Linked DNA regions of Homo sapiens: region 2 is linked to region 1. The links are chromatin loops, found by intact Hi-C in ENCODE. Cell type or tissue: PC-9. All regions are shown on one strand. Each heading gives the region's core, and the rest is flanking DNA. Links, peaks and the distances in the headings are about the cores only. Region 1 overlaps FMN1 (formin 1). Region 2 overlaps FMN1 (formin 1).

Region 1 (16,914 bases), core at 4,330-12,329:
AGATATGTTTGAAAGATGCAAAAACATTGGATTGAAAAATGCTTTGTGGCAATGTTGGCATCTCAGAGAAGCTTTTTAGGATGAACAGGACTTTGTCAGATATTGTTGAAAGAATGTATGGCATGAGAGCAGAGCAGAGAACCACATGAATGAAGACATGGAACTGGGAATGCCGAATAATGTAACTGGAAAACATTGAACAGCTTTGGTTTGGTTAGTCAAATACATGTGGGAAATAGAGCTGAAATATGCCATAATGGAAAAGGCCTTAAATAATCCAAGTCCCCGAAGTTTGAATTTAGTTGAATTTGTGATGAGAACCCATTAATAGTTTTATCTTCTTTTGTACCTTTCCCCCTTTGTTTTCAGGGGACAAGATTGCCTTACAATTTATAGAGACTAGAGAAAACTTAAGCATCAAATTTAACTCTTGATCTCCTCTGTCTCTTAAAAAAACATAATCCAACAAGATACTTCCCCACTATTCTCTATCTCAGCAAATGGCACTTCCAGCAACCCATTGCCCACTCCTTTACCCTTCCATCTGCTTCAACCCTACCTTGACTGAATCAGCAAGACCTATTTGTTACACCTGCAAAATATATCCCAGCTCTATCTACTCTCTCGCTCCTTGGACACTACTCTAGCGCAAAGTGTCCTATTTTGAGAAAAGAATGGTAGTGGGAAGGATATACTTACCATTTGGCCACAGATCCATCTATTTCAAAAGAGGTGAAGGGTAATCTCATAATAGCAGAGAAGCTATAAAGTAGTTATTGTAGAGAGGACAAAAAGGCTTACAAAGAAAGGAAAAAAATGTGGAAAAAATGAATGTTTTAAATGATTATTTGACTGGATTTATAGAATTTGTTCTAGTTGTTTCAAGGTAAGATTTGTATTTTTTCAATAAGATAAGTCATTTAAAAAATTAGTCTTTGCCTCCCAACGGACAGGATTTCCTAGATAGCCTTGGAATGGTTGTCAGAATAGCTAATAGCAGATATTCTAGATAGCTCTATAAAAACTCTTTAAGAAACAATGTCAATAGATAGAGCTTGAATTTCGGTACCCCTGTCCTGTGACCTAGCATCCCTGTATCATGAGAAATCCCTAGATACCTCTGAAAATGTAGGTGATTCTGACCTTGACTCAGAAAATGACAAAGGGTTCCCTCAAATTGTACTTTCATTTTCAGCACCGTTTTGTAGTCCCCAGGGTTGTCTAGGATTTCTGCAATCTAGTTGGCAATATTGCAAATGAAAAGTGTCAGATAACTAATTTCAGAGAACATTTAAGTGGTGTCTTTTGCATTTTCTCTATTTCTGAACTGACATGTTTATTGCTTTGCCTGCAGTATACGTTCTGAGATGCTAGTTTTAAATATGCCAAATTATTGGATAGGAATTTCCCAATGTAAATAAAGATCTCCTTCCCAACCTCCTTCTTCCAAAATACCTTACCTGTGTGTTTATAAATTGCTCCAAGATCTGTAGTATATGTTTCTCTATTTTGTGAACCCCAGGTGGCATGATATCTTTATGGTGAAATCCAGTGCTTTATTAATAGGCTTTTGGACAAGAACATATCTAATTTCCAGCCATGGTCAACAGATGAAAGTGATCTTGACTCAGCTCTAGCTTTGTAGAAACGAAGCCTTTCTTTTCCCAGTGCATGCTGTAACTGGCACAAACACATAGGAACCTTGGGGAGATGCCTCTTGGCTGGGTTAACTGCCTTTTGTGATGGTGAACTATGATTTACTGTGGCTTCCCTGTAGACAAATCGTAACTATCCAATAAGGTAGGTCATTTTTAAAAAGTCAAGTCACCTCAGACCTGATTATCAAAAAGTACTCTATTACAAATTTTAGATAGTCTATCTGAAGTAAATTATGTAAAATTATTTCCCTTGTGTTAGTAGAGGATTAAAAGGAAGGGTAGGTGAACGGGAAGCATGAAGAACTGACAGGGTCCTCCCCGACCTGGTCTTAGTTCTCATGTTGGGATGCGTGTGTCACCCTGGCCAATCACTAGGTTGGTAGTTCTAGACAACTTGGGTGCCTGAGAATTTCTGCAATATATTTTTCAAGCTCTACTTTTGGAGTGTGAATCTGAGGAGGGCTGAGGCCCTTAATTTCGTGAGACTAATCCTCAAGTAGTTTTTGCCTCTCTTTATCTTTGGGAGAACACAAGCAGAATACTTTACCTATCCCAGGTCAGAGACTTTTCTGGATCTCTAGAAGAAAAATGGAAGGATTGTACATTGCCCTGTTCCTCAAGAGTGGTGTAGAATGAACTAATTATTTTTGTTGGTTTGTTTATTATTTCTGGGTTTTGTTCCCCCTGCCCCCCAATCCTGGAATTTGGACCAACAGTGGTTGACAAGGAGTGTGCACAATTGATAGCCAAGTGCATAGCACAGTACCTGGCCCATAGCAGGAGCTCAGCAAATCTGTGTTCCTAAGTCTAATTCTAAATTTCTCTTCACAGCAAGTGAGAAACAGATGGTGGTGGTGTGCAAGGAGTCCCCAAAGGAGTATCTCCAGCCTTTCAAGGACAAACTAGAGGAGTTCTTCCAAAAAGGTAGGAAGCTTTGTCAGCCGCACATACACGTGGCCCTGAAACATCCTTCATTCCATGAATCTTTCTCTGAGGCCCACGGCCCCTGGCATCCTGGCTGACCACAGGCAGCTCTGGTGATTTCATTAGCCCATCTTTCCATGGTGGTTACATACTCACGGTAGATAAAGTTGTCCTGTAGCTTTCATATCACCTTTCAAATCCAGTTTAATATTTTAAATTCTTGAATGTTACTCTGGCTTTTGTAAATTCTCTGAGGACAAACTTTTTTGTCTCTTCATGGGGCTCAAGGAATTCCTTAGCCCGTGTTTACTGACAAATGACATACATGTAAGGCAGATGTGGTCATGCATTTCACATTTGTGGTCAACCTGGACAGGTGGATGGTGATCACCCTCCTGGTTTTATGAGTGTAGCAACTTGGAAACTTGTGTTATATTTTCCATTCCTTTTCAGATAGGAAAATTAGGGCCAAGTGAATGTCACCCATCAATCACTTGCTACCTATCAGCCCTCTGGGGGTTAGTCAGTGAAAGTGATGTGCTGGTATGCATGAGACTCCACACTTTCTTTGAAATCTTAACAGATTTCCTTCCTTCACAGTTTTGGCATGAGTAGGGAACTTCTGTTTATCAGGGTTAGTGAACATGGAAGTATCATGTCTTTTAGATAATTCCTATTCTAATTTCTCAAATTTAACTTAAGATGTAAAACAAAAATAAGTGTGGGGTTGTTGCAGGCAGCTTTTTTCCCTGCTGGAAAGCTAGAGGAAACACACATAGGAGCCTTTGGGGGATATCTCAACATGCTTTTTCTATTACTGAGTAAGGCCACTTGTTACCACACCATCAACAAAAGACTGTTAAGCAGGGTGAATGCATAAAGTGTGGCCAAACCAGCTTGAGAATCAGCAGGGAAATTCTCAGTCTATGAGTCAGAGGAACTCCATTCCAGCTGCTGTTCCCTTGGTGCAGAGACCATTGCTCCCTTCTCCATGATGAAAGGTTGTCTGTATTGAAGTAGGAGAAGTCAGATTTCTCTCTCAGCCATTACAGAACCTCATATATGATGGAAGAAATGCTGTCAGACAAAGTACCATCTTGAGAGCAAAGATACCAATACTTGTGTGCTATGTGACTATAGGAGATGGATTTTATAAGTGACTTATCAAAAAATGCATTGCTGTATAATTATACTGTGTAAATATAACCTAAGTAGCCTGAAGAAAACCATGAACTACTTCCCTTTGCTGACCCCAGTTAATAGTATCTGCTTTTTACATATGCAGAATTAACTTGAAATGAGGCTCATTTGTACTTGGATTCCATCTTTATTTTTAATTGCTATTCTATTTCTAGAAAATTTTGCCATGTGCATGTCAGGGTACTATTTACCTGCATGCTGTAATGCTCTTAGAATCCTGCGTCTGCAAAGCAGCCAGCTTATATTGTGAATTTTATTCTTTTTGTTGAAAAGACATAAATATGAATAGATTTAAAACCTTGAGAATCTTCTTTGGTACCTTGGAAAAGCAATTTGCAAATCCCCATTTGGGATAATGTGTTAGCCTCTTCTCTACTAGGGCTCCCAAGACAATTCTGGTCTATTCAGAGAAAGGGAATTTATATGAGGGAAACTGGATCTTATGACAGGGAAGTAAAGGTATGGCCATAGGAAGCTGTTCTAAGAAAGTCCTAAAACAGTGGTTCTCAACTCTCTTGCATACTAGAATCACTTAGGAGATTTTTTAAAATCTTGATACCCGGGCCCAACTCTAGACCCATCATCAGCATCTCTCAGGGTGGGGCCAGGCATCAGATTTTCTTTCTTTTTTCTTTTTTTTTTTTTTTTTTTTTTTTTACTCTCCACGTAATTCCAGTGTGGAACCCAGATAGCCAGTACTCTCTAGCTTAGTTCACCTTTTAATGTGTATTCAAAGATTTATTCTGAGCCTGCTATAGGTTAGGCTCTATGTTAGAGACCAAGAGTACTAAGATTAATTGTATACTCCTACACTCTGTCCCAAGGAATATCTTAATGGGAAAAGATCTATAATTGAATACAACGAGCTCTTTTTTTTGTTTGTTTTTTGTTTTTTTTTTTGAGGTGGAGTTTTACCCTCATTGCCCAGGCTGGAGTGCAGTGGTGCGATCTCGGCTCACTGCAACCTCCACCTCCCGGGTTCAAGCAATTCTTCTGCCTCAGCCTCCCAGGTAGCTGGGATTACAGGCGCCCACCACCACACCCGGCCAATTTTTTGTATTTTTAGTAGACATGGGGTTTCACTATGTTGGCCAGGCTGGTCTCGAACTCCTGACCTCAGGCGATCCACCCGCCTCGGCCTCCCAAAGTGCTGGGATTACAGGCGTGAGCCACTGTGCCCGGCCAATCAGCTCCTGACTTACAGATGAGGTAAAAGTGACAATCAGCTCATCAGCTCCTACTTTACAGATGAGGTAAAAGTAACATTAGGAATAACATCAAATCATGCTTAAGACAAAACCAGCCAAAATATGACACAGATTGAATTTGAAGGAAACATTACCATTCTATTAAAAAAGTTAAGAATATAAAAATATATATACTATTGTAGGAATCTTAAACATTCCCAATACCGTATGGTAGAAAAGTCTACTGTTGAAATAGCTTGTTACAATTATTTCATTACTTAACTCATTTTGTCAAAACAGTCTAGAATTGTGCTGTTCGATGTGGCAAGCACTAGCCACATGTGGCTTTTGAGAAGCTGAAATGTGGCTAATCCAAACTGAGATGTCTTATGAGGGTAAAACACGGGGTTTTGAAAACTCAGCAGAAAAAACATGTCAAATATTTTATTGCTGATTTTTTTTACTGATTGCATGGTAAAGTGATAACATTTTAGATATGTTAAATAAATAAAACGATTAATATTCATTTATAGGTAAGTTAATAAATATGTTAATAACCTGACAAAATATATTAGCTAAATTATATTTCTTCTACTTCTTGAGTGTGGCTACTAGAAAATCTAAATTGTATTAGTGGTTCACATTCTATTTCTATCAGAAAGTGCTAGTCTAGAGGCATGTTCCGTAGGCTTTCCTCAGCTCATTCCTACACTCTCTTCTCATTGTCGCCCTGCCTTCTCAGCTTGAATCCTAAGTTACTGGAATGCAGAGTTTCACAAGCTAGCCCCCTGCCCACTCTGGGCCTGGCCCTTGTTTGGCTCTCAAGTGGGGCTACGTAACCAAAGGAGGTGACAGCATGCTACTTGGTCAGGCTGTTACCTCTACATTTCTGAAATGTATGGTTTAGGGTTTGTGGTTAAGAAATACATTATAGTTCACAGCAGTATGCTATGATGTAGGGGCTGGGTTTTTGCCAAATTGCAGTATATACAAATGGAGTATCTCCTCTCTACTGTGTAGAGTTCCAAATAGTACTTCATTTATTGCGTAGATATTTCACTGATTCGTAGAAAATGTAGGATTTTCCATTTGCCACAGATAGGCACTATTCACCATAGATAATCAAATTTCTATGACAATTGTCATACAGTTTATAGTATTTCATCTAATACGCTATTTATTGTAAGAAATACCATTATTACATGTACTACAAAAAAAGAAAAATTACTGCCATAAGCCACAACATGTAGACTCTTAAGATGTACCCCAATATCAGAGGCTCTAAAACGTGAAAATTCTATCAATTTTGGAGTTGGTGTAATGTGGTACTATAATTAGGCATATAGAATCAGAGAGGAAGAATGCCCAACACTTTTAGGTAAGACTTTCAGCAAAGAAGATATTTTTGTTTAGAGTTGAAAAAACAAAATAATAATGATGGCAATGATAATGTTAATATTTACTGAGTGCTTCTATCTGCTAAATACCATGGGGAACAAATCACCTTTTTACTTAGTCACCATGACAGTCCTTTGAAGTGAGTACTGTTACCGCCCTGCTATACAGATGAGGAAATTGAGGATTAGAAATTCTCAGCAGACAGGCTACAAAGGGCATTCCAGGCAGAGGAAAACACTGCAAGTCTCAGAAGGATGAAAGACATGATGTGTTTGGGAAATGGCAAGCAACTTGGTGTGGCTAGATCACAAGGCAAATGAGAAGAACACAAGACCAAAACGGTGATAAGAGTCACAATATGACTTGCTAAAGAATCTGAACTTTGTCTGACAGGCCGCAGATAATATTGAAAAATAATGTGTACAGGAGTGACATGATCATGTTGGATTTGTTTGCATTGTTTTGGTTTGTGCAATTATTTTGCAGGGGGTATATCTCTTTGCTTTTTGTTGTGGCTGAGAAATATGTTAGTTATAACTAACAGTAATATAAAAAAATATTGGACAAGTAACAGACTAATTAAGAACTTGAGCAAAAGCAATGGCAAAGCCGAGGTAGGAGGATCACTTGAGGCCAGGAGTTTGAAACCAGCCTGGGCAACAAAGTGAGACCCCATCTCTCCAAAAATTAGTTGAAAGTGGTGGCGCCTGTAGTCTCAGCTACTTGGGAGGCTGAGGTGGGAGGATTGCTTGAGCCCAAGAGTTCAAGGCTACAGTGAACTATCATTCTCCGTACTCCAGCCTTAGCAACAGAGCAAGACGCTGTCTCAAAAACAAACAAACAAAGCAATGGCAGTAAAAATAAGAAGGAAAAGACATAATTGTAAACAGTAAAGGGCTGTTTTAGGCATTACAGGACAGGTTAATAAATTGGATGTACAAAATGAAACAGAGGAGAATAGGGTAACTCCTTTTTCTTGCTTGGATAACTGGTTGGATACTGATAAGACTAGATTTGAGATGGAAGACAGTGAGGTCAACTTTAGACAGGTTAACTTTGTACATGTGAGACGCGCAGGTAGAGATGCTGGGCTCATGGGAGAGAGCTAGATGAGACAAAGGTTCAAGTCATAGGAATGAATGAGATAGCCCAAAGAAAAGAGTGTAGAATGAGGCGATACCTGAAGTATCAGAGTATCTGAGCACAGGATATCATATAACAAATGTAACTGAGAAAAGATACTTCTGTACTTCTACAGCACAGCTTATACAGAGTGTTTTGCAAGAAAGCTAATTCTCTATTAGGAGTCTTATCACTTATAAAGTTTTAAGCAATTGTGTTCTGTATGCCTGAGAAGTCACGTGCGTTGTGACTCAGGATTATTTTTATATCAGCTGCAATTCAGCTCTAACAATCATGATGATTTAATTTTTCTTCTGTAAATCATATCCTGTTGCCACACTCAGATGGAGATGATGCGTTTATCCTTATGTCTTTTTCATTCTTCCCTTCTCAGAATGTCCTTATATAGTGTTATTTGACAAAACTGTGGTACTTTTTCTTAATTTCATTTTCTGAGAAGAATTGAATGTAATTTTAATGGCACCACTTGGCGGGGTTGCAAACTCCATGATATCCATGCCTTTTTTCTTACGTGTCTTTTTTCTTTTCCACACTAGGCTCTTGTTGAAGCTGGTTTATAGCTCAGTTCAGAATAACCTTGTGCAGGCATTTTGTGAGCTCCTGCTTTCCCACCCTCAGATCAAACATGGTCATAATGATATGGCCTTCAAAACTGTGATGCTCACATTAAAAGTTCCCATAAACATGGCAGGGATCCTATAATTAAAAGAAGGCACAGAGCAACTGATTAGATCCCAGGTATAGATCTTGTAGGTGGTCTTTTCATGCTGTTAAATTGGTCATTTGTATTTATAGCTTTGGCAGGGAGGGCTGGAACCTAAACTAGCTCTAATCCCAGCACTCTCCCACACTTGGCCTTATCTCATTCTCCGTTAATTTCGCTTGGCATCCATGAATGGAGCCAAATTCTGAATGATTCTGCATGAACCATTCTAGCCCTAGTCTATGAAACTATTTTCTAAGTTCCTTTGACCAGCTGAGATTAGAGATACTGTTTTTTTTGTTTTGTTTTGTTTTGTCTTGTTTTTTGAGACAGAGTCTTGCTCTGTCACCCAGGCTGTAGTGCAGTGGCGCGATCTTGGCTCACTGCAAGCTCTGCCTCCCGGGTTCACGCCATTCTCCTGCCTCAGCCTCCAAGTAGCTGGGACTACAGGCACCTGCCACCACGCCTGGCTAGATTAGAGATATTCTTAATATCAAAAATTGTTTTAGTTTACCTATGTAACAAACCTTCACATGTACCCCCAAACCTAAAATAAAAGTTAAAAAAAAGAACTATTTTCTAGTAAAAAATAGATAAATTTACCAGGTTTAAAATAAACAAAAGCAGTAATTCTGATTTTCAACATTGAATGCAAAAGGAATTATATAAATAGATGGGTATTCCATGACAGCTGGGACTGTGTCTGTTTTGTCCTGTTCACTCACTTGTCCCAACATCATATAGGCTCAGCCTGTCCCATGATAGGTGTTAATAAGTGTTTGTTGAATTTATGAACAAACAGCTTGAATTGTGTAATGTACCTAGAGGCTATTTTTTCCTCCTCCTTGGGTTTTCTGTTTAAATCCTTTCAGAATTGCTGAATCATCCCAGAATCTGAAGAGGTACATTTTTGGTCGATAATACATTTCTGTGGTCAGACCTCCTGGATATAGAATCATCTTTCTATGTTGGGCATATGCACGTAATCTATTCTTAGTAAATACTTTGGTCAGATTAGATTGACAAAGGCCATACTTAAATCTCTAAGTTGCAAAATAAGAGCAGGTTATTACATAATCTCTTCACTTCAACCCCCAGAAATAAAGAAACAAAACTATCTGAATCACCATATTCAACCACTAAGGTTACAGAGATCAGGAAAGGTCAGTAATCTGAACAATGTAACCTGTGAGGGAAATAATTCTGACGTCCTTTACAAAGCTTGTGGAAAGAAGAAGTATGGCTAGAGAACATGAACTCTGCCTGAGCCAAAATGGGTTCTTGTGTACTCCACTGCTACTCAAGAAAATACCGACAGGCGTGGTTCCAAAGATCATTAAATGGCCAAGAATTAAGATAATCTCTTGTGACTTCCGGATCACTTAAGTAACAGAACAGTAATCCTTGGAAGATGAAGAAAGCTATTTGGCTAGGCGCAGTGGCTTAAGCCTGTAATCCCTGCACTTTGGGAGGCCAAGGCAGGCGGATCACCTGAGGTCAGGAGTTTGAGACCAGCCTGGCCAACATGGCGAAACCCCATCTCTACTAAAAATACAAAAATTAGCCGGACATGGTGGTGTGCGCCTGTAATCCCAGCTGCTCTGGAGGCTGAGACAGGAGAATCGCTTGAACCCAGGAAGCAAAGGTTGCAGTGAGCTGAGATCATACCACTGCACTGCAGCCTGGGCCACAGTGAGACTCCTCCAAAAAAAAAATAAAGAAAAGAAAGCTATTTTATCACAGGTCTATTAGGTAGGCTTTTATCTAAAAGGGCTAGAGGGGATTTTTTTTCCCAGAAATTCCTGCAAAGAGCGTATGTTTTCCCCCGAAGTCGGTTTCTAATGACTATCCAGTAATGGAGTTGTGAAATTATGGTATTTCCATACATTGGAATACTAAGCATCTTTTTTAAAAAAAAAGTCTGTATGTATTGACCTGGAGGATCCCTAATGTATATGTTTAAGTGGATAAAAGCAAGGGTCAGAAGAGTAGTTATGTTATTATTAGGTATATTATTTTATCATTCAGATAAAAATGAAGCAAAAAATGAATACTACCTAACAGTGAGAACAAATAAGAATTAACCTAAGACTGGCCGGGCGCGGTGGCTCACGCCTATAATCACAGCACTTTGGGAGGCCGAGGCGGGCAGATCACGAGGTCAGGAGACCGAGACCATCCTGGCTAACACGATGAAACCCCGTGTCTACTAAAAATACAAAAAAAAAAAAAATTAGCTGAGCGTGGTGACAAGCGCCTGTAGTCCCAGCTACTCAACAGGCTGAGGCAGGAGAATGGCATGAACCCGGGAGGCAGAGCTTGCAGTGAGCCGAGATTGCGCCACTGCACTCCAGCATGGGTGACAGAGTGAGACTCTGTCTCTGAAAAAAAAAAAAAAAAAAAAAACAAAAGAGAACTAACCCAAGACTGATATTCAGCTGGTCCTCACCATAACACCCATACAGGTTGCCTGTTCTGCTAGTTAGTACCTATGTTATTGTTAAATATTTAGACTATTACTCCTAAAACTAATCAAACAGGTTCATTGCTGCAGCAGGTAGAAAATAGGCAGATGAGGTTCATAGGCGTATGCAGATTTGTTATAAATTTGGGTGTTTTAACCAGTGAGTACCTCTTAAAATAGTAAACAAATTTTTTTTGAAAAACAATTTTCTATAGTACTTCGCACTTCACATTTTTCCCTAAGATTCTGCTTCCTATTCATTGCTTCTCCATCATTATACCAACTGGGGTCCCTTAGCCACCTGAACCTAGAATTGGAAACCAAATGGTCTTACTCACAGTCTCATTACTTTCATTGGGTGCTGAACTGGACAACTTAAAAGGAAATCTGAAGGTCCCTTATCAAGCAAGATCTATGAGCTAGTACCTTGGTTTGTTTCCTATGGCTGCCTTCTTCAACATCGCTCTAGATGGCTCTATCTAATGGAAGCCTCCCAGTCAATGAGAAAATGCAAGGAAATGTTTAAAGGCATTGAGAGCTCAAGACAGTCTAATACACACACACGTGTGCACGCACACACACGTGCACACACATGAACCTGCTGGAACCCCTCCGTTCTTTCTCCTTGACTTGGATTGACTTCACTTATTTTGCTCATGCTTCCATCATCACTTCAGTTTCAGGCGTCACACTTTTGTGATGTTATTATTAGGTATGTAACATGAACCCTAATTTACATTATGGTCAAGAAGAGGCCTCTAATATGTAGGGTGTTTTACCTGTTCCTCATATTTTTTTTCTTATTGCCATAATCCTGTTCTTTATTTCATTTGGGCTCTTCATTACACAGGTGCTTCAATGTACACTTTTATGAATATGCCAAAATGAGAGAGTAAAGATCTTCTCTCAGATTACCCCGACACAGACCATCCTTTAAACCTAATCACAAACATAGAACCAAATCTCAGTCATTTATATCTTGAGATCATTGTCAGGATCTGACCTCTTCCGTGGGTATTTGCATTTTAGGCCTTAACTCTAATTTTTTTGTTTGTTTGTTTTTTTGAGATGGAGTCTCGCTTTGTCACCCAGGCTGGAGTGCAGTGGCGCGATCTCAGCTCACTGCACGCTCCGCCTCCCAGGTTCATGCCATTCTTCTGCCTTAGCCTCCCGAGTAGCTGGGACTACAGGTGCCCGCCACTACGCCTGGCTAAGTTTTTGTAATTTTTAGTAGAGACGGGGTTTCACTGCGTTAGCCAGGATGGTCTCGATCTCCTGACCTTGTGATCCGCCCACCTCGGCCTCCTAGAGTGCTGGGATTACAGGCATGAGCCACCACGCCCGGCCTTAACTCTTAGTTTTTTAAAGAGTTTGTCTCCTGTTTTTCTGGAACTCCTGACCTCAAGTGATCCACCCACCCCAGCCTCCCAAAGTGCTGGGATTACAGGCACGAGCCACCACGCCCAGCCTTGTCTTCTGTTTTTAAACACTGTCTCAGAACTACATGCTAGTGGAAGAGAGATGGTAGTGGTTGGGTTTGGAGGTAAGATATTATTTGTCAGATAAGTATCATTAACTCTTACAGGGTCTTTCCTAGAGCAGCAGCAGATATTTACACACACACACACACATACACACACACACACCCCTACATCTTTTCAACGTTATGGAACCAGTTTATTTGCTTGCTTTGGTAGAACAGGGGACTATACCTTAAACTGATTTTTACAACTTTGAGTAGGCCCTCAACCATGTAAGAATTGAAGTATTACTAAGGACAACCTCATGATGGTGTTATTGGGTAATCTCCTCATTTCCCTTTCATCATGGCAGAATCCAAGATAGTTTGATGAGACTCTGGAGCTGCAATTGCATTAACCTCTTTCTGATGATTGGAAATGTCCCCAGGTAGAAGTAGAGGATGGAGCCAAGTCAGTCAGGCTCTTTCTTTCTATGTATAGCCCCTTGTGAATTCACCCTTTTCACATTTCATTAGTTTGTTTTGGAAAAACTAGGAGGACATGAACTCATCCTTTTTTATGGTTGCATAGTATTCCATGGTATATATGTACCACATTTTCTTTATCCAGTCTATCATCAATGGGCATTTGGGTTGGTTCCAAGTCTTTGCTATCGTAAATAGTGCTGCAATAAACATACGTGTGCATGCATCTCTATAGCAGAATGATTTATAATCCTTTGGGTATATACCAGTAATGGGATTGCTGGGTCAAATGGCATTTATGGTTCTAGATCCTTGAGGAATCGCCACACTGTCTTCCACAATGGTTGAACTAATTTACATTCCCACCAACAGTGTAAAAGCATTCCTGTTTCTCTGCAGCCTCACCAGCATCTATTGTTTCTTGACTTTTTAATCGCCATTCTGACTGGTGGGAGATGGTATCTCATTGTGGTTTTGATTTGCATTTCTCTAATGATCAGTGATGTTGAACTTTTTTTCATGTTTGTTGGCCGCATAAATGTCTTGAGAAGTGTTTGTTCATCTCCTTTGCCCACTTTTTGATGGGGTTGTTTCTTGTAAATTTAAGTTCCTTATAGATTCTGGATACTAGGCCTTTGTCATATGGGTAGATTGCAAAAATTTTCTCCCATTCTGTAGGTTGCCTGTTCACTCTGATGCTAGTTTCTTTTGTTGTGCAGAAGCTGTTTAGTTTAATTAGATTAAGCAATACTTTTTTCTACATACATACAACTTTTATTATTTTAGTAAGAATACTTAGCATGAATTCTACCCTCTTTAACAAATTCTTAAGTGTGCAATACAGTCTTATTAACGATAGGCACAATAAAATGTTGTGTTTTTAAGTGATCTGAATGTAGTGAGAGAGCTTTGTGCTTGAAGTCAGAAGACCTAGGTTTGAACACTGGGTTCACCACTTAACCTTTCTATGTGATTTTGCAAAGGATTTTAAGTTCTTGGGGCCTTTTTTTTTTTCTTGTCTGTAAAATGGGAATAGTAATATCTAGTACACAGTGTCATTATGAAGATGAAATTAGATAACATACATGGGAAACCACCATATAAACTATAAAGCTTTAATAAATACAATGTGTTACATTTAAGGCATTCTTATTGTCCCACTTTGACCCTCTGTGAGAAACACCAATATACTGAAAATTTCCTTCCTGAATTGTTAGTTCTGGTGTGTGTGTTGGGGGGTGATTGGGGAGCATGCTATACTTGACTTCAACAGGTGCATAGCACTTCATTTAATTTTGCAGCAATCCTTTGAAACTGATTTTTTTCATTCCTAACTTTCCAGATAAGAAAACTGAGTCTGAGGGTCTTGGTAACTTACTCAGGGTCAGGGTGAGCTCAATCCCAGCGTTGTTACTGTGCCATCCTACTAACTTAGAGAACCACTTGGTTTCTTTTGAGTCCCAGGACCCTAGGGGTAAATAGAAATAAGCATATTTGTTTCATCATCTAAAGGAGAAAAGTATCAGAATAGTAGATTTGCCTTAACCTTGGGTAACAGCTTAACCTCAAAGATTCCTTTTCTGAGGTCTTAATAGAGGTCCTCTTTTACCTTTCCCAACAATAACAACAAAGTTTCCATTGTAATTAGTAAAGAATTGCAGTGACAAGTATTTAAGTATTTTATGGAATCAGTATTGAGCTCTGCATCTTGCATAATGGTTGTTCTCATGATAAATTGCCTCACGTAATTATTGGCCTAGCCACCACTTTCTCTTTGGATTCTTGACAACTATGGCAAGGTTTTCATCAGTGATTGATCAAAGATGCTATCACAAGACTTCTCTTTGATTTATACAGTTATTGTCTTCTTCATAATGAAAGAGCTTAACACCTGTATTGCCTTCTGGGAGTTATTGTGCATAATACATGTTATATAATACATAGTTTCGCAGACAATGTCCAATTCTGGAAAGATCTTTTCATTCCTTCAAATAATACGGGTATGTTTCTTCTGCTGAGTTCATTTGGCCTTAAATGAGTTGTGGCAGCTCTAGTAGGAACGCAGGACTAATGTATGTGGAGCAGTTAGCTCAGAACCTGGCACTATGTATATCAGCCGCTGCTGTTGTTACGTGATTTTGTCAAATCTTATCAGATGCTTCAGACAGTGGGTCTCAGAAAGTTAATCACAGAAATTTTACTTACCCAATGGTGCGAATAGCAGTGGTTCCAAGTTCAAGTGGCAAATAATTATTTACTACAGAGGACGGCCATAATTTTAGAAGGAAAGTTATGTGCATCTTTTTCATCTCTTCTAAAAATAAGCCAGAAGCAATGAATATAAGCTGGATTTCTGTTAAGACCAGACACTTTATTTTTGTTATATGTATAATTTGAAGATAGTCATGTGTATAATTAGAATAAAAGGTAAGTAGAATTAGCATAAGTTTAAAAGGTACCAGATATGCATGGAACTTTTATAAGGGATTATATTTTTCACAATTAAAATATTTTACATATTTTAAAGTATAATTATTTCTATAATTACATCTTGATGATATAAGGGATGTACATAATTCCATTTAAGAGGGCAGGTCTGATAGATCACACTTCATGGCTACCAAAATCAACAATATTACCACCTAGTGGCTGCTGAATTGAACTGCAAACACATGATCCTTGGGATCCACAAAGACCCTGTCTCAATAGCTAAAAATGATGGAAAAAGATAGTGAACGCCACTATAATTAACAACTTTAATGGGCCTTGATAACTGTTAATCACTGTAACACCCCAGCTCTGCTTTCAAACAGATTGGGAGAATAATGAGAATTTGCTTTTCCATTTATTGAGAAACTGAGCCTTGAAAAAGTCGTGAGCTGAGGCTAGAGAATGTGATTATTTAATTCCTTAATCCTTTTATTAATCTTCTGAATTGAGAAGTAGATCTACCTTTCCCTCCCAGTTTTTTTATTTAAATTTTGATTTATTTATAACATTTTTCAGTGAAAATTAAAAATGTGTATTTGAGTAGATCAGAACTGTTTTAAACAGAGATAAACTGGTCTTCTCGTTAAGGAAATATGCGATGTTAGTTAGTTCATGTGCTTTTATAAATTTAGCAAAACCTGAGTGCTCAACATTTAGAAGTGAAGTGCCAGTCCTGATAGCTCATCCTTACTCCATCTCAGAGTCAGGCATTGAGACCTTTGCTATTTACTACTTCCCCTTTCATCTTAGCATCCACCAACTTGTTGACATTCAAATTATTCATTGAAATAACCAAACCGTCTGCCCACTGAGCTCATTGCACCATCCCATTTCCTTGCTGAAATAAATAAAATGTGGCGTGAGTAATTGTAATATAGTAATTCTAGGGGAGCATAATATATTCAAGTAAGTAATGTAGAAAGCCACTAAAAAGTCTATTTGAAATTGCTCTTCTTCCCAGGAGGGCACTGTTCTCTCTTTAATATATTCTCTTTGGCTTCACGATTCTAGGATTAAGCCTAATTGCTAACATAATATATGTGCGTGATCGTTGCTTTCTTTAACTTAAGCTTCCTCTGGCATTGGTTTCTAGTTTGTAGTCATGACTGTGGCATTAATTGTAATTGGTCTGAGCTTCATGTGAAATAGGTTCCAGCGTGTTGACAGCAATTAATGGAGCTCCATAGTCCTGGGTAAGATTCAAGGGGTGGGTTTTGCATCTCTTTCAAATTGTTTTCTCATTGTTTCTGTTGTAGTCTCCTGGGAGACTATAATAAACAGGCTGGCTTTAGAATTGCACAAATCTGAGTTCAAATCTCTCCCCTACCTTTCTTTCTTTTTTTTTTTTTCTCTTTTTGAGACAGAGTTTCGCTCTTGTTGCCCAGGCTAGAGTGCAATGGTGTGATCTCGGCTCACCACAACCTCTGCTTCCTGAGTTCAAGCGATTCTCCTGGCTCAGCCTCCCAAGTAGCTGGGATTACAGGCATGTGCCACCATGCCCGGCTAATTTCTTGTATTTTTAGTAGAGACAGGGTTTCTCCATGTTGGCCAGGATGGCCCCGATCTCCCGACCTCAGGTGATCTGCCCGCCTTGGCCTCCCAAAGTGTTAGGATTACAGGTGTGAGCCACCATGCCTGGCCCTCTCCCCTACCTTTCTGAGCTTGGGAAGCTTACTTCCTCAAAAAAAAAAAAAAAAGCTGAGGTTCCCTCATCTCAAAGACAGAGGTAGTAATACCACCACCATAAGGTTATTGTGCCCATCAAACTTGCTAAAAAATGTCAGCCGTTTGACTATGGGTCT
Region 2 (16,914 bases), core at 5,059-13,058, 78 kb after region 1:
AAACAATGAGGAGGTTGAGCGTGTATGCAGCTAGAAACTGTCTAACCAGCAAATTTTCTTTGATTAAATGCAAAAAGCCCTTACCTCCTAAGTGGGAGAAATAAATTCCAGACTTGGGACAAAGTCACATAACCTCACTGAGTCTTAGTCTCCTTGTGGGCAAAGTAATGTGGATACTTTTAAGTATCTTGGAATCTATACATAAGATGACACGTGTAAATATTTAGCACATTTGGGTGGCCTTGAGTATCTTTTCTTTTTCCTTGTTTAAGACTTAATCAGCTAATCAGTAACTGGAACTACACTTCTAAATGTTTTTATAGTTTTTTCCCAAGGATAAATGCAAAAAGCAATCATTTTATAACTATTTACTAAACATTTAAATTGTTTAAGTCAGAAAAACAAAAGTTATCAATGCATGTCATTTGTCACGTAGATACTAAGAACTGACTTGAGCATGGTACAGTGCTGGGTAAAGGAACAAGGAGAGGTCCCAAATATGGATAAATCCTGCTCGTTGTCCCTAAGTCATTCCAATGGTTTAAGAAAAATAAGACACCTACTCAGTTCTAAGATGAAATGCCTTAAGTACCTTAAGAGAGGCACAAAGTGCTTTGTCATTTAAGAAAAGAGCAATTACTTCTGGCTAAGAGAGATGAAGGAAGCTTTCATGACTTTGACACTTAAGCTGTAAATAGAAGAATGGGAAGAATTTGCATGCATGGAAATGACTCAGACCGTCATTGAGGGAACAGTAAAAGCAAGATGCAAAGGTGAGAAAAAGCCATGTACAAAGAATGTAAGTCGTTTGGGTGGGTCATGGAACACGTGGAGTGAGGTGAAGGAAAAGATGCTTGATCAGTAATCACATATAGTATTTTCTTTAATTTTTATAGCAACAATGTTATTAGGTGTGGTATTATTCACACTTTAAAGAGATGAGGAAATTGAGGTTTGGGGGTTACATGACTTATCCAAGGATACTCAGCTAATTAAACCAGCATACTACGAATACAACAACAGATCTGGGTCTGAAAAGGTAAGATAAGTAAACTGGGTTTATAGCAGGGAGATTGTATTGCCAGTCCAAAAGCATAAGATTTTGAATCCTATGATACAGTCCAGGAATTGGCAGACTACAGCCTATGAGCCGGATCTGGCCCACTACCAGTATTTGTCAATAAAATCTATCAGAACATAGCATAGCCCGGTCGTTGATGCATTTTTCAGATGGCTGCTTTCCCACTGCAACAGTAGAATTAATTTATTGTCCAGTGCACAAGTAAGAATGTTGAATTCATTGTAACTAACGTGTGCATGTGGGCAGGGAGATGGGATTACTAAATGTGTGTTTTAAGCAAATTGTATAACATTAGCTAAATAAAGAGCTAAGCTACTCAGCCACTTACAGATGCCAACAAGTATGTGATTAATATTAAGTAAGATATTTTTATTTGAAGCATGGAAGAAAAAGCATATTTTTTAAATGTCTGAGTTGATAGATCTTTAAGTATTTACTATTTTGAAGATTTTTTGAAGAAATTTTAAAAATAAAAATATAAAAGATAGCATATCACACCCATATTCCCACTACCTAGAATTATAACTATTAACATGCATCATATATTCTTTAAGATTTTAAGTTTAAAAATGAAGTATTACAGATAAAATGAAATTCTACTTGGCATATTATTGCCAGTGTCATTCTCTTCCCAGATCTTTCTAGCAATAACCTCTATCATGAAATTATTGAGTATCTTTCTAGTCTATTTTGAATACTTTCATATGTGTGTATCCATATATAAATACAGATAGATGTCTGTATGTATGGGTTCAATTTAAAATTATACGCACAGTGTAGCATACTGCATGCAAAGTAACAATAGCAGCTTACATTTATTCTGCTATTACCGCCTGCCTGGAGCTGTACTGCTGATACAGGACCCCACCGGTTACCCAAAGCTAGCCTTTGGGTCAGGGGTTTCCTCACTATAGTCCCTTCTGTGGTTGCCAGAAAGATGTTACAGGAAAGTGGTCCCAATCCAGACCCCAAAAGAGGGTTCTTGGATCTCACACAAGAAAGGATACAGGGTGAGTCTGTAGAGTACAGGGAAAGCAAGTTTATCAGGAAAGTAAAGGAATAAAAGAATGGCTACTCCATAGGCAGAACAGCCTTGAGAGCTGCTGGCTGCCCACTTTTATGGTTATTTTTTGATGACATGCTAAATAAGGGATAGATTATTCATGCCTCCCTTTTTTAAGACCATACAGGGTAACTTCCTGACTATTGCCATGACATTTGTAAACTGTCTTGGCACTAATGGGAGTGTAGCAGTGAGGACGACCAGAGGTCACTAGGTGGCCATCTTGGTTTTGGAGAGTTTGGGTCAGCTTCTTTACTGCAACCTATTTTATCAGCAAGGTCTTTATGACCTGTATCTTGTGCTGACCTCATGTCTCTTCCTGTGTCTTACAATGCCTTAGTCATCTGGAAATGCAGCCCAAAAGGTTCCAGCCTCATTTTACCCAGCTTCTATTGAAGATGGAGTTGCTCTGGTTCACATGCTTCTGATACTGTCTCAGTCCTCTTATTGATCCTATGTAGCATGCACTATTACTGTCATGTTTTTTAGGAAATAAGGCACACAGAGAGTTCCCTTGTGCAGGGTCACACAGTTAATAAGTGATAGGGCTGAGAATTAATTCTGCAATCAGGCTTTGGAGCCTGAGCTCTTGACCATCATCACAGATGGACTATTCACTGTATCACTGCAGGATTCTTCACTCTCAGTATCATGCCTCTGATTCCTGTGATTTTTGAATTTGTAGATCTAGTTCATTCCTTCTCACTGTTATACCCTATTCTGTTGAATGAATACAGTACATAAGCAGCATTGCACATTGCATGGTGGTTAAGACCTATGAAATGGGAATAGTAGAAGTTCCTATCTCACAGAGTTGTGAAAATTAAGTTTAATTCAAATACAGTAGGTAGAACAGCACCTGGTACAGATTAAGTACCCAATAAATGTTAGTTGTTATTTGCTATTCTCATATATCACCCTGTTGAACCTATTCATTAGGTTGTCTGTAGTTTTTCTTGATTGCATATATTGCCACAGTGAAAGCTCTGTGTCTGTTTATAATTCTTTTTGGTATCTCCCTACAAGAAAACTTGATGGCTCGTAGAGTGTACATGCTTTCAGTTTTACTTGATATTGCCAAACCCAACTAGACCAATTTCTTCTCCTTAGTGCACTGTGTGGCACTTCCCATTCCCCTGCATCCTCACAAACAGTTAATATTGTCTAATTGTTTACATTTGCCAACCTGATGGGTAAGAAATACTATCATGCTGAATTAATGAATTTTTAATAAGTTGTATTGAGATAGAATTTACATATCATAAAATTCACCCTTTTAAAGTGTACAATTCCATACACATTAGTATCACTTCACTACACAGTGGTTTTTAGTATGTTCACAAGGGTCTACAACCATTACCTCTATCTGATTTTAGAGGAAATCTTTGACTGGTTAGCAATAACTCCCCATTTTCCCCAGCATGGGGAAACCCATAGTTTTGCTAACCTACTTTCTGTATGGATTTGCCTGTTCTGAACATTTCATATAAATAGAGTCATGTGTTTTTGTGATTGGCTTCTTTCACTTAGCACAATGTTTTTGAGGTACATCCATGTTGTAGCATGTATCAGCAAATTCATTCCTTTTTATGGCTCAGTAGTATTCCATTGTATGGATATACCACATTTAATTTTTCCATCAGGTGATGGAAATTTGGTTGCTTCTACTCTTGATTACTATAAATAGTGGTTCTATAAACATTCATATGCAAATTTTTATATAGACATCTTTTCAATTTTCTTAGTTATAGATATATTTATGTACCTAGCAGTAGAATTGCTGGGTCATATGGTAATTCTGTGCTTAACGTTTTGGAAAACGGCCAAACTGTTTTCCAAAGCAACTGTGTAATTCTACAATCACATCAACAGTGTATAAGGGTTCCAGTTTCTTCACATCTTCATCTCTAGTACTTGTTACTGTCTTCCTTTCTGATTCTAGCCGTCCTAGTGGATGTGAAGTGGTATCCCATTGTGGTTTTGATTTGCATTTTCTGATGACTAATGATGTTGAGCATCTTTTTACGTGCTTATTGACCATGTGTATGTCAGCTTTGGAGAAATGTCTATTCAAATCCCTTGTCCATTTTTAGAGGAGGGGGTATAATTTGTCTTCTTATTTGAATTGTAAGAGTTCTTTCTGTGTTCCAGACACAAGTTTCTATCAGGTATATGATTTAAAAATATTTTTCCCATTCTGGAGGTGGAGGTTGCAGTGAGCTGAGATCGCATCACTGCACTCCAGCCTGAGCAACAGAGCAAGACTCTGTCTCAAAAAAATATATATATATATAAAATATATATTTCTATATTATACATATATGTATTATATAATATATAAATAAATGTATTATATAATATATAAATAAATGTATTATATAATATATAAATAAATGTATTATATAATATATAATAAATGTATTATATATTATACATAATATATAATAAATGTATTATATATTATACATAATATATAATAAATGTATTATATATTATACATAATATATAATAAATGTATTATATATTATACATAATATATAATAAATGTATTATATATTATACATAATATATAATAAATGTATTATATATTATACATAATATATAATAAATGTATTATATATTATACATAATATATAATGTATTATATATTATACATAATATATAATGTATTATATATTATACATAATATATAATGTATTATATATTATACATAATATATAATTAATGTATTATATATTATACATAATATATAAATAAATGTATTATATTATACATAATATATAAATGTATTATACATAGTATATAAATGTATTATACATAATATATAAGTAAATGTATTATATATTATACGTAATATATAAGTAAATGTGTTATATGTTATACGTAATATATAAATGTGTTATGTTATACGTAATATATAAATGTGTTATGTTATACGTAATATATAAATGTGTTATGTTATACGTAATATATAAAGTGTTATATGTTATACGTAATATATAAAGTGTTATATGTTATACGTAATATATAAATGTTATGTTATACGTAATATATAAATGTGTTATATGTTATACGTAATATATAAATATAATATATAAATATACGTAATATATAAATATAATATATAAATATATTTTTTGAATGGAAAAAAACCTACAGAATGAAAAATACATATATTTATATTTTCCCATTCCGTAGGTTATCTTTTTTCCCATTCTATAGGTTATCACATCTTAATTGATGTGAATTCGTGAATTTTAGTATTTGTAGTTTCACATTTCCTCAGAACTTCATTCTTCAAAATCATCTCATTATCTGCTAAGTGGATCACAAGCCGGATAACACTGAAGTAAATAATGCTCTGTGCACATAGTACTCCATCCATCAGAAACTACCACATTGTTCACAAAAACAGGCTTCAGCTGGTGAAGAAAATTAAATTTTGATAAAGCAGAGAAGCCTTCACACCTAATTAGGATTTGAATTTAATAACAAGCATTGAAAAAACATTTCAGTATTTTCAAATTGCTGATGGATTAATTCAAAAGCATTTGGGTTTATGTTTAACCTGCCTTAACTCTTTTCTTCTTTCCTTTTCCCTCTTCCTTTCTTTTCCCTCTCTCCCCTGTCTTTTCCCTATTTCTATTTCAGATTGAAAATGGCTCAGGAATCAGTCAGCAAGTTGACTTCAGAGAAGAAAGTGGAGACAAAGAAAATCAATCCCACTGCTAGCCTGGTGAGATATATTTTTCAACATAATCTAACGATTGTCATGAAAATTGAGGTGCGCCCAGGAAGGGCTAAAGCTCAGAGATGAAACATAGTATCCAGATTCTCAGTTCCCATCCCAGAGTAGCATATGGTTAAAAAAAAAAAAAAAAAAGTATGTGTGGGTGGAGGTACAAAACATAGCTTTATATGTTTTTCCTGTAAACTCAACATAGGTCATTTCTGATAAACCAAATTTAGTCACTTACCATTTCACATCCTTCCACACCCTACCCGCAGTACAGTCACCCTTATCTCAAAGTATCTTTTTCTCAAAATGTTTAAATATATTCATTCTCTTCAGTTCCTTTTCCCCATTAAAGAAAGAGGCAGGGATTCTCCTATTTTGATAGTTGGAAAATTTGAAGTGCAGAAAGATACAGCCTACCCAGGGTCACTTAGCAAGTGGATAACAAAAGCCAGGACCAGATTCTGGGTCTCCTGACATCTCTCCCTATGCTGGAAACCAGCAGTCTCCCCAGCCTTCCTATATGTGAGATTGCGTTGTCCTCCAAAGTCCAGTTTTCAGTAGAGATCACAATGAATCTCCACCTAGGTGTTACGGACAATAGTCAGAATAGCTACATGGTTAGGATCCCAGGATGCCGAGAATGAAATGGCCTGGGTTCAGATCACAGCTCTGCCACTTAAATAGTTGTAAAACCTTAGTGAAGTTACTTTGTTTCTTTCTCTTCCATGAAAAGAACATACTACTTTTTTTTTGGGGTTATTTTGAGAAAACTGAGAAAAGACATGTAAAATGCCTAACACATAATAAGAGCTCAATAAATATTAGTTGTTTTCCTTGTTGCTGTGAATTTCAGCTGCTTTGGTTGACCCTGCAATGGGGAATGGCAATGAGTGGGAAGTGGAAGTATCACCCTCCTCTCTCGGATTTTTCAAACTCTGTCCTCTCTGGGCCCTGATGTCCAACAACTACTTACTTTATCCTTTTAGATTATTAGTACCTTTTTGCTGGATGCTTCAAATCCTTTGAAAATATAAATGGGTTCTAAGTTACAAAGTGAGATTATTTCTGTTGATTGACCATAATGTTTCTCCCAACAACCCCATGAGCAGCTAAATGAATGTTGCATGAGGTTGATGAATGAGAAATGGAGAAGTCCGGGCTATACTTTTTGGTCGGGGAAAGCCATGGTTGAGCACATGGCCCCTACCTAACCGGACATGTCCTTTGTACCCGTTTGATGGTATATTTATGACATTCATTTGTATGACTTTCAGTGGCAGTCGGCTGAACCCTGATTTTTGTCTTCTTCCTTCATGAGCCTCTCCCTCTTCCTCAGACCTTTTATTTGGGCCTCTATCCAGACTTTTACAGCCAAGCTTGTTCCCCCAAGGCAGAGAGAATGGGGTCAGCCATATAGACAAAAGGGAAACAGTGGGTTTACGACCTCCCCTGTGAGCAAGCTCCCAGTTGTGATCCTGGGCTTGTTGGGGCTGCTTATTTTATTGTCTGTGTGGGTGGGTGGGTGGAAATCAGGGAAGAGCTTGTAAACTGATTCCTGATTCAATTTCGCAAGTTAGGGATGGGGTCCAAATTTAGGATGGGTGTCGAAAAATCATCAACTTAAGTTTATATCTAGGCCAATTTAGTAATTCACTGCAACATCATATCTCATAGCTCATAAGCAGCTAAGGATCCATTCTCAAAGGCTTCTCTCTGCATCTGCTCATTCCAAAAGAGTATACTTCTCCCTTTTCCATTTTAGCCTTCTATTTACCCTCCTCCCAGAGCAGGCACACCATCCTTACCATACTGATATGTGTGCTTCCCTAGTGTCACAGATACCATGGGGGTCCATGTTTCTGTGTAGTGTGCTCCTGTGTATTCTTACGTCTTCCCAGCAGATGTCCATGTCCTTCCCTTTAGAAGGCAGTCTCTGAGGAGGAAGCTCGGAGAATGAAGAGCATAACATCCATGGCAAATCGGGAACTTCTGCCATTCTGCAGAGACTAAATCTGGTCATCTCCCATTTTGCATGGCTTTTGTTGAGTTCTGCCAAGTTGATCATTGGAAATAGTAATTTTTTTTTTCATATCTTCTTGGGCATTCTCTAATTCCATCAATGAGCCAAAGGTAGGGACGGAAGGGGTCCTTGAGTAACACTACAAAGTTAGGGTCTTTGTCACAAAAGAAGAGAACAGAAAAGACCACCCTGGCATGGTAAAGGCCCGTGTTTTAGATGGATGTAGTTGGTAGATTGGCTGGTTATTGATTTCTTGTTTGTTTTTCTGGGGAGTAAGGGTGATAGGTAGGGAGGGGCAGATAACTAAGAGCTTAGGGAAAGCAGTAGAGGTACTCTCATTTCTAGGCCATTTGGCACAATTCCGGAAACTCAGCATTCTAGACCAAAATTTGAGAAATGTATCAAAACTTGAGAAAGATGAAAGAAAATGATACATTCATTTTTTTTTCCTTAACAGAAAGAAAGACTGCGTCAGAAGGAAGCCAGTGTGACCACTAACTAAGATGAAGACACATGGAAATGATGGCACTGGAGGTGGAGGACCTTGCACGCATACTCTTTGTGACCACAGGGTTGCAGGACGTTCTTGAAAGATGTGTCACTAAATGTTTGTTTTTGCTCATCTCTTTCTGAGGTCATCTGCAGAGAGTGCCCCATGCCTTCTTTAAGAAGTCCCTCATTAAGCCGCAGGAACAATGGAAAACTATTTAAGGGAACATTGCAGAAATATTTGATGACTGTTTCTTGTGGAAGCCCAAAGTCCACTCTAAGAGCAGAAGAAATACCAAAATGTTTCCAAAATTTTTTTAAAAGCTGAGATTTCCAGCTTTATAACCAAAGCTTGATATATGTCACATTGTCACAGAAGAGAGAAAAGATCATTGAGGACAGTTGCCTTGGGAGAGTTCAAGTCTTTGTCGTTACACACTGCTGTTTTGATTATTGGTCTTAGTTTTGATCCTGTTGCAGCAAAATCCTGCAGCATCTTTCTCTCCAATAATGTTGCAACTCACCAAAACTATTCTTGAAGAGGTCCAAGAACATGTATTATCCAGACTAAAAAAATGATTTTTTGTTGTTATGGTTTACGTGATGAAAAGGAGAAAAAACAGAATCATACCTGGGTGGAGAGAGGGAGACAAATAGCCATAAACTTCATCCTGGAGAACAAGTTACCATGCAAGGAGTTGACATCAGTTGTTAAGTGAGGCCCATTCTTGTTTTTACATCGGTCCTTTGTGGTTTTTCTGGGCCAGCAGAGATTCTGCACCCCAACTCCCAGGAGAAAATGTAATACCTGAGCAAGCACAGCCTTGGGTGTGCTTGGACAAGAGACCCAGCGGCAGAGCACCTTTTACATTTTGGACCGTTCATGAATGGGCAATGTTGTGTTGATACGCAGCCGAGTTCTACGTTATGTGCTGTGACTGTGCAGCTGGACGACCCCCATCCCCAGGAGGCAGTTTCCAGACAGGAGAGCAAATGCAACTCACAGCACCTGCTCATGACCTTGGCTGATAGGCATGTGAAGTAGGATGAAGCAGGACTCTTTAATGTCAAAAAAACTGAAGGGCAGAAAAAAGGTTCCTTACATCAAAATGAAAGTAATTACATTAATAGAAAACTTCCAAGTGGAATATTGTTCACAGGCAGCTCTTTCTGACCCTGGCTCTTGAGTCACATAAGGAAACCACCTTTGACCTCTCTGACACTTTTGTCTTTAAGCCACGTCTCTGAAATCTTGTGAGGGGTGAAGAAAGAGGACTGGAGATGAATGGACAATATGATCAAAGACTCATTTTTAGGCCTTGAAGAGGCCGAGCTTTCTCCCCCCAATTGGTGGAGGACAGTCCAGAGATGAGCAGAAATCTTAAATTCCTTCCTGATCCAGCCTCCACATGTGGCCTGCCCCTTGCCCCAGCATCTTTCCAGAACCCCTGGACTTGCCAGGTGCCTGAGCATCTTCCCAGGATATGCCTGCCAGCCAGCAGCCCCTCAGGAATGCTTCTATAATAGATCCAGTAATGAAAGCAGCACCATATCCTAATCTAATGTCAGCTTCGAGAATGAAGACTGCAGTCAGGATCAAATCAAGTCACAGAAGCCATATTCATGCAGGTGCTAACCGCCTTTTCTACTGGTGCAACTGAAAGGAATATGGTAACATGGTTGGATTTTTAAAATTCACAATGAAGGAACGAGACAAGCAAAACAGAAAAGCCGAGAAGGAACATGCATGACTAAAAAGGCTTGAAGTTGCTTGTGAGCAAGAAGCTTTTTATGCTGCTTTCTTACATAGTTTCTCTTCATTTTCACTTAACTCTGAAGACAACCAAAAGAACGGATCAATTAAAAACTGATTCCACTTATAACCATTGTATGCTCCTTCTAGTGTTATCATGCACAAGAAAAGTGCCAGTTTTACCCATGCCATATAATTCAGCTCTTTTGAGTTATGTGGGGCCAGCAGAAGTCTCAATCCTTATAGGCTTGATGGTGAGAGCAGCGGGAGGTTTGAGGTGTACTCATTGCAGTCCACTTTGGTCTGTAAGTAGGATGCTTACGAGAAATCAGTGAAGGTAAGCAGGGCTGCCACTGTGGCCACGTAACCCTTCAGGAACCAGTGCTGAAGAATAATGAGTGAGAACACTTAATTTGAGAGTTAGACAAATACAGCCCACTTTGGATTTCATCCTAGTGAACAGACTAAAACTTTGCAGTAAAATACCTATTTCTACAAAGCAAGGTTTGCCTGCCTCGGTTGGGGAAACCTAGTGGTTTTGTCACACTAGTCGATGTATGATGTTAGTGTTGTAAGACACCATGGCAGAATCTTCATTATTCTCACCTATTCTGAACCCTGCATCATGTATCTGGGATGCCCCCTCCCAAGTCCACCAATGTACCACGTTGCTGACACAGCCTTCATTTTTAACTCAAATTGATGCTCAGTAAAGGTCAATGACAATTTGTTCAAGGAAGTTCATCTAAAATAATCTGGAGGCCTTGAAAATGATCCCTCTAAAATGCTGTTGAGCTTGTGTTCAGTGTAGCAGGAGGATCTGAACTTTTCCTGGAGAGGAGGTGATCGGGATGCCATTTGGCAGCTTAAGCACATCCTGCCAGCAGGCTTTAAGTGGCTGTTCTAGGCATAGCCCTCCCTGAACTAGAAAGGAGAGTAACCAGTTTGCTATGCTGCATCTAACCAGACACACCTGACTTAGTAGTAACTCTAAGAACCCTTAACTTACAAACAACTTTGTCTCCTCTTAGACAATATTCATTAAATCTGAGGACACAGTTTGACAGTAGTTCAGATTCTTGCATGAGCAATTGACAGCATCAGAGCACACAATATCATAAGTTACATAAATTACACAAAGTACATCATAAATTACACTACAGACACGTTAGGTAAAAAGCATCAGGCCCGGGCCGGGCGTGGTGGCTCATGCCTATAATCCCAGCACTTTGGGAGGCCAAGCGGGGGCGGATCACGAGGTCAGGAGATTGAGACCATCCTGGCTAACACGGTGAAACCCCATCTCTACTAAAAATACAAAAAATTAGCCGGGCGTGGTGGTGGGCGCCTGTAGTCCCAGCTACTCGGGAGGCTGAGGCAGGAGAATGGCGTGAACCCAGGAGGTGGAGCTTGCAGCTAGCCGAGATAGCACCACTGCACTCCAGCCTGGGCGACAGTGAGACTCCGTTTCAAAAAAAAAAGCATCAGGCCCATGAAGTATCAAAAACCAGGTTAGGAGGTGTGCTGTATGGCTTTTATCTCAATAAGTGGCAGCTTACTGGGGAAAAAGAAATAAGAAAAAGTGTGGCCAAGCAGAAGTGGATGTTTATGATGACGGTGGGGGCCCAGAGGTCATAGGTGATGGTCCTACTGCCCAACAGTTGCCTTTTGAATCCTTATGTTGATGATGGTGTCTTTCTACACACTCACTGCAACTACTCAGGAATTATAAAGATTTTCTGAAATCTGAGAAGTGGAATAAGGAAACCCAGTGGAGCTATTACACTTTTAAATGTTCTAGCCAAAACAAATTGCCAGTATGGTTGAGGAATTGAATATCAGATGGCATGCAGTCTCCCCTCCCCTCCCCTATCAAGGACAGTAGAAGCTGCAAACCTCTTCTCAGCCTCCTTCAGGCACCTCCTGTTTTCATAAGCACCATGAAGAATGGTGTTTCCTAAATGAAAAGTTCAGATACTGCTGGTAAAGAAACTGGAAAAACTGAAGGAAGGAATAAAATATGTTGGTGGTATTAACACCTCCAGTAAGATAAGTCATTGGTACGGTTTTTCTAAGGGCCGCAGTGAGATGTAGCAGAAGAAATATGTTTATTTTGGGCAAAGATTTGCTTATTGGCCTGGGATTGCACATTTTCTCTATGATGTTTGCAACAGAGAAATTTTCATTTTAATGATACTCTTCCTTTCTTGAAAGTTACATGTCCTCATTTCTGTTTCTGCTTCTCCCTTGGCCAGTGTCATTGATGCAGATCATTGCATACAACAGCACAGCAAATTGCGCCAAGTCAGTGTGTGAATGGGAATTAGCAATGCACGCTTGCAGGCTCTTTTTCCAGGAACCAGGCTGTAACATTGACCGGGGAACCTCTTCATTCCCTGACATACTAAATTGGTCAATTTTGTAGTACTCATCTCCATCCACAAAAACAACAAAGATAAAATCAATTTGGAGCTTTATATGACAAAAAGGAAGAAGTCCAAAAATATATAGCCTTCCCCCCTCCCACATATCTGATCCAAATATTAAATATCTGATTTTATAAAACAGTTTAAATTGTCTTTTTAAATTGCTAACAAGCATCAGTTATATTTGAGCTTCATTTTTCTTTTATCCTGTCTGTCCTAATAAAAACAAAAATGGCCAAAAAGTGGAGAGGAAAGAAAAAGCTTCCACTTTTTAAAATTTGTTTTGTATTAGTTATTTTACCTTTAGGGACCCTACAACTGAAGAGAGTGGAGAGAATAAAGAAGTGAACTTTCATTCATGTCTGCTACTTTGACCTCATAAAGAAATCTGCAACACAGATGAAACCAGTCTGTGTGGCCAAGCTGATGGGATTTGAAAAGAGTGGATAATTTTTAGCCTTTCCAAAATGCAAATAACTTGGATATATTTCCATTTTCCAGCTATAGAGAGAAACAATCCAGCTGCCTGGAAACTGTTATTAGTATAGAAGTGGCTTAAAGAAAAGCATCTTCAAATACTTGACTTAGCATATCTTTCTTCTTTAGACTTACATAATGATATTCATCTCTCCATTAGCAATTGAATCCAGGCATAACCGGGCTCAGTTACACAGCTTGTCTGTGACTGGGAAGCCCATTTTGTGTCATTTCTGCACACCTGTCCGCTGTTGACACCTTATTAGAGGCACTGCATTTTGGTTTCACAATTCTTCATCTCCCTTCCCAAGGAATGGGCAATCTACTGAACTTCCAGATCAATGCTTTGTTGGAAAGTGATGAATTTAAGAGAGTTTTAACATGTCAAATTTGAAGCCAATTCAGTATCCTTATTTGTTCCAAGACTCTTAACCAATACTGTGATATAAAGTTAGGATTTGGGAAACGTGTAGTTAACAACTTGGAAACATGAAGATATTAAAATGGCAGCTGGCTAACTGTCTCTTAAGCCACTATGCAATTTCTACCAATGGAGAGATTAGGGAAGCAAATTAAGCCTCATTCAGTAGGTCTGCTGTCTGGTGGAACTTACGGAACTCATTTCCTCCTCTATCCCCAGCCCTTCTCCTAACTATGGTGATAACCAGGGCCATAGAAGACCTTTTCTCTCTTACCTTTCTCTGATAGGATCGTGTCCTTCAGTCAAGAGCTCATGTGAACTCCAGACTTTATATTACATCTCTGAAGTTCTTGATGTGGGGAAGATTGACTTTTATTCCATTTTTATATGAAGGTGTTAGATATAGCCATCAATTTATTTTTCTACATTCCCTCTACGCTTATGTAATTTTCTATTTTTAAATCTTCTCTTAAATATACTGAGAATCTCTAGTCTCCTTTTCTAAAGGCTGATCCAACTACACTTGTGGGCTATTTTTCCAAGCTTTGTGTGAAACTTGATGACATTGGGCCAGCAAAATGCAAAGAAGACTATAGTTTCAGGCAGAAAATCACGTCCAAAGAATTTGGCATGGATTAAACAACCTCTACCACACTATAGCTCTCACATAGGCTGAACATTTTCCTAAATTCTACCTGTGCAGACACTGAGGGGCTCTCTACCTTTGAAACTATGAGAACGTCTTAAATTAATATGAATATTTCTCTCCATGTATAGTGTGAGCTGCCAATGCATTATCTTAATACATCAAGAAGGAAATCAGATTTCAGGCACACATTAGCAATTGTTTGTTAATGTCCTTGGCAAACGTGTACCTGCTTTCCTTCATTGTTCTCTTCAGGGGCTTTCTTCCACTTTCCTCTTATGAAACGAATGTGTTTTTGACTGTTAACTGGGTTCGCTTTCCAGATCTGTCTTTCCCAAATGAAAGGTTAGTCCCATAGACCACTGGCTATTCAGGGAAATTACTCTCTACCTCCCCATGACATGGATGATAAGTGTTGAGGGATGAACACTCTGGAAACTCTTAGCATGGATTTTGAATTCCAGATTTCTTTATAGGAGATGTATAAAAAGGAGTTTATAGCATACAAAAATTATACTGCTCTTCCCAGTAAGGGACTAAAAGGACATTTGAAATCTTTACATTTTAGATGTTTTTGTGAATTATAAATATCTCCTTTTTCCTCGCTTCATGCTAACTTGTCTCTAGATAAAATCTTATTTCTTCATACATTGGACCACAAGGCATAAAGAAGGTAGCTCAGCGCCACTGAGATTGTGTTCTGCATAATATTTGGAAGGCTTCCATTTCCATTGAAAACAAATCCATGAGTGAGAGGGAAAGTCTAGTATCAATTCTTCTGTTTGCTCGCAATGACACAAATAGGTTTTGGGGATCTACCTAAGGGATAGGTCTACTCCAAAATTATTAAATTTATAATTGTGCAATTCTGTAATTTCCCAAGGCATAAGTAATATGACCCTACTGTCAGCTAGATGTCTTATCTTCAAAGAGAGTATGCATTAATAAAAAGAACTTCCCTTTAAAGAACCAATCTAAAATACTAAAAAGGCAGAAACTTTTAAAATTAGAAATTGGATAATTTTTAAGAATCTTTAGAGAAAACATTGGTTTATCATAGTCTTTTTCTTTCATTGAGTTTTCATTTAGACTAGCATGGCAAGCAGGGTGGCCTTGGACTTTGATTTAGGGGATCGTGCTTTGGCCTGGAAAATAAGCACTGGCCTGCATGCCTAGAACCTGAGTGAAGGCAGTCAACATCCTAGTATGAATCAGACCTAGCAGAAATGTAAATTATTTCAAGTACTTCAGGGTTTAGTTTTCTTAGTGACACCCTGGACCCTGGATGCTGCTTTCTAAAGTGCACCTGATCCATGCAGTTTTATGTCTTCATATAACTGGTATCTTGTGAGTTTGCAAGCAATGGGATGAGCAAGAAAAAAAGGACGCATGGAGGAGAAAAATTTGAACGAGGCTAGTGCAATGTTTTGCTGATAGATTACATTGTTAGGGAGCTGGTGATTTTTTGCCATGGTCGTATCGTGGACAGCTTTTCCGTGGAAATTCAAGGCATCTGTATTAGGCAAATGTGAGTGCCCTTGATCTTGTATTGATCAGTGCCAATGTACTGGGAAAGCAGGTACCCCAGTGAAACTGGTCTGTGCTTGGTTTAACAGCTCCAACAATTTCAGATCCATGGGGCTGCTTGACCATAGACCCTGTTTACTCCATGCCTGTTCAAAAGTCATTTTGACTTCTAGCTTTGTTTCACTTTCTTCTTTCAATACTTCTGTTTCCTCGTCCTTTTCCTTCATATTCCATGGCTATTTCTTTCCTACTTTACAGTTTCCCCCAGACCCAGATTTTTTCACACCTCTGCATCATAGACAACTGAGTAGCTCCCTTGGCCCCTCCTCCATCCTCTCACACCCTGTGCTCCGTTCCTCAGCCGTTTGGACAGGGAGCTCCGCTGTCACCAAGGAGCCCATGTGAGACACACTGCTGTGACTGCCTCTTGTTAATGTCAGCATCACCTCATCACTTAAGCAAAAAGGAAAATCCATAAAAGAGATGGAAAATACGTCTCTTTTTATTTTATTTTAAGAAGATTGGGCGGGGTGGGGGGGGGGTTCTTATTCTAGGCCTTCTCAATTTCTCATAGATTTTACCTTAAACTAATTAAGGCCATTCTCTTGATAAATTTGTACATCAGACCGGGTCACCAGCTATGATGCAGAACGCCAGATTTTTGAATCTCAAGTAACTTTCTGTGGTGCTGGACAAATTGACTTAATTCTGTGCAGGCAAACACTTTGAATCATAAGGATTTTTATTGCCGCTCCATTCTTACTACTATTCATGATTCAAACATCTACCCCTGTTCTGAATCAGGATGTTGACACTTCTTGGTTATTTTCAGATGAACAGTAACTGCTACACTCTTGAAAGCACTTAAAAGTGCAAGCATGTCCTAAATAGCCATTTAACCTGGTAAAACATAGGCTTTTCTGTTTAATTAAGTATTAGACCAGTCTGTAGATATAATCTGAAAAGATTGTAGGCAGTAATGAAGACAGTTGGGGAAAGGAGAAGGCCCTTTAAAGACATGAAACCTTACACGCTCTTGGGATATTTTTAAGCATAATAAGCTCATTGGATTCAGGTATTTTTCCCTTTGCATTTTTAAAAATACGTATTTCTAATTTGTTTGCATATTTAATTTTGTCAAAGCTGAGAAATGCTCATGAGTTGAATTTATAAATGTCATTTGCAACCAAATGAAGTATTTATTTTTAAAAAGAGAGTGAAGGAACCAACACTGATTTGTACATAATAAAAATGTGTGTATTATATATATAT

What was found. Hi-C counts contacts between places; a loop is a spot of excess contacts. Peaks named below come from ENCODE experiments on the same cell type or tissue, not always from the same donor. Only the 100,000 strongest peaks of a DNase experiment are listed, where the experiment ranks them.
Region 2: a loop joins it to region 1, with 8 times the contacts of the local background. A loop is called at or near these places in 2 of 110 quality-filtered maps.

The regions. Positions count from the first base shown.
Region 1 is chr15:32,842,683-32,859,596 of GRCh38, reverse strand. It overlaps FMN1 (formin 1), which reads left to right. Exons shown (of 21, transcript NM_001277313.2): 17 at 2,490-2,582. Among named protein-coding and RNA genes, the nearest start is that of GREM1-AS1, 130 kb to the right of the region's middle. RefSeq lists an enhancer at 1,919-2,817. In PC-9, for the core only: no CTCF peak of the experiment used is centred there; a DNase peak (open chromatin) is centred at 9,286; H3K27ac peaks cover 4,361 bases.
Region 2 is chr15:32,765,801-32,782,714 of GRCh38, reverse strand. FMN1 (formin 1) reads left to right here. Exons shown (of 21, transcript NM_001277313.2): 20 at 5,796-5,880; 21 at 8,361-16,914. The coding sequence ends at 8,405. Among named protein-coding and RNA genes, the nearest start is that of GREM1-AS1, 55 kb to the right of the region's middle. RefSeq lists enhancers at 394-957, 7,948-9,147. In PC-9, for the core only: no CTCF peak of the experiment used is centred there; a DNase peak (open chromatin) is centred at 8,514; H3K27ac peaks cover 1,626 bases.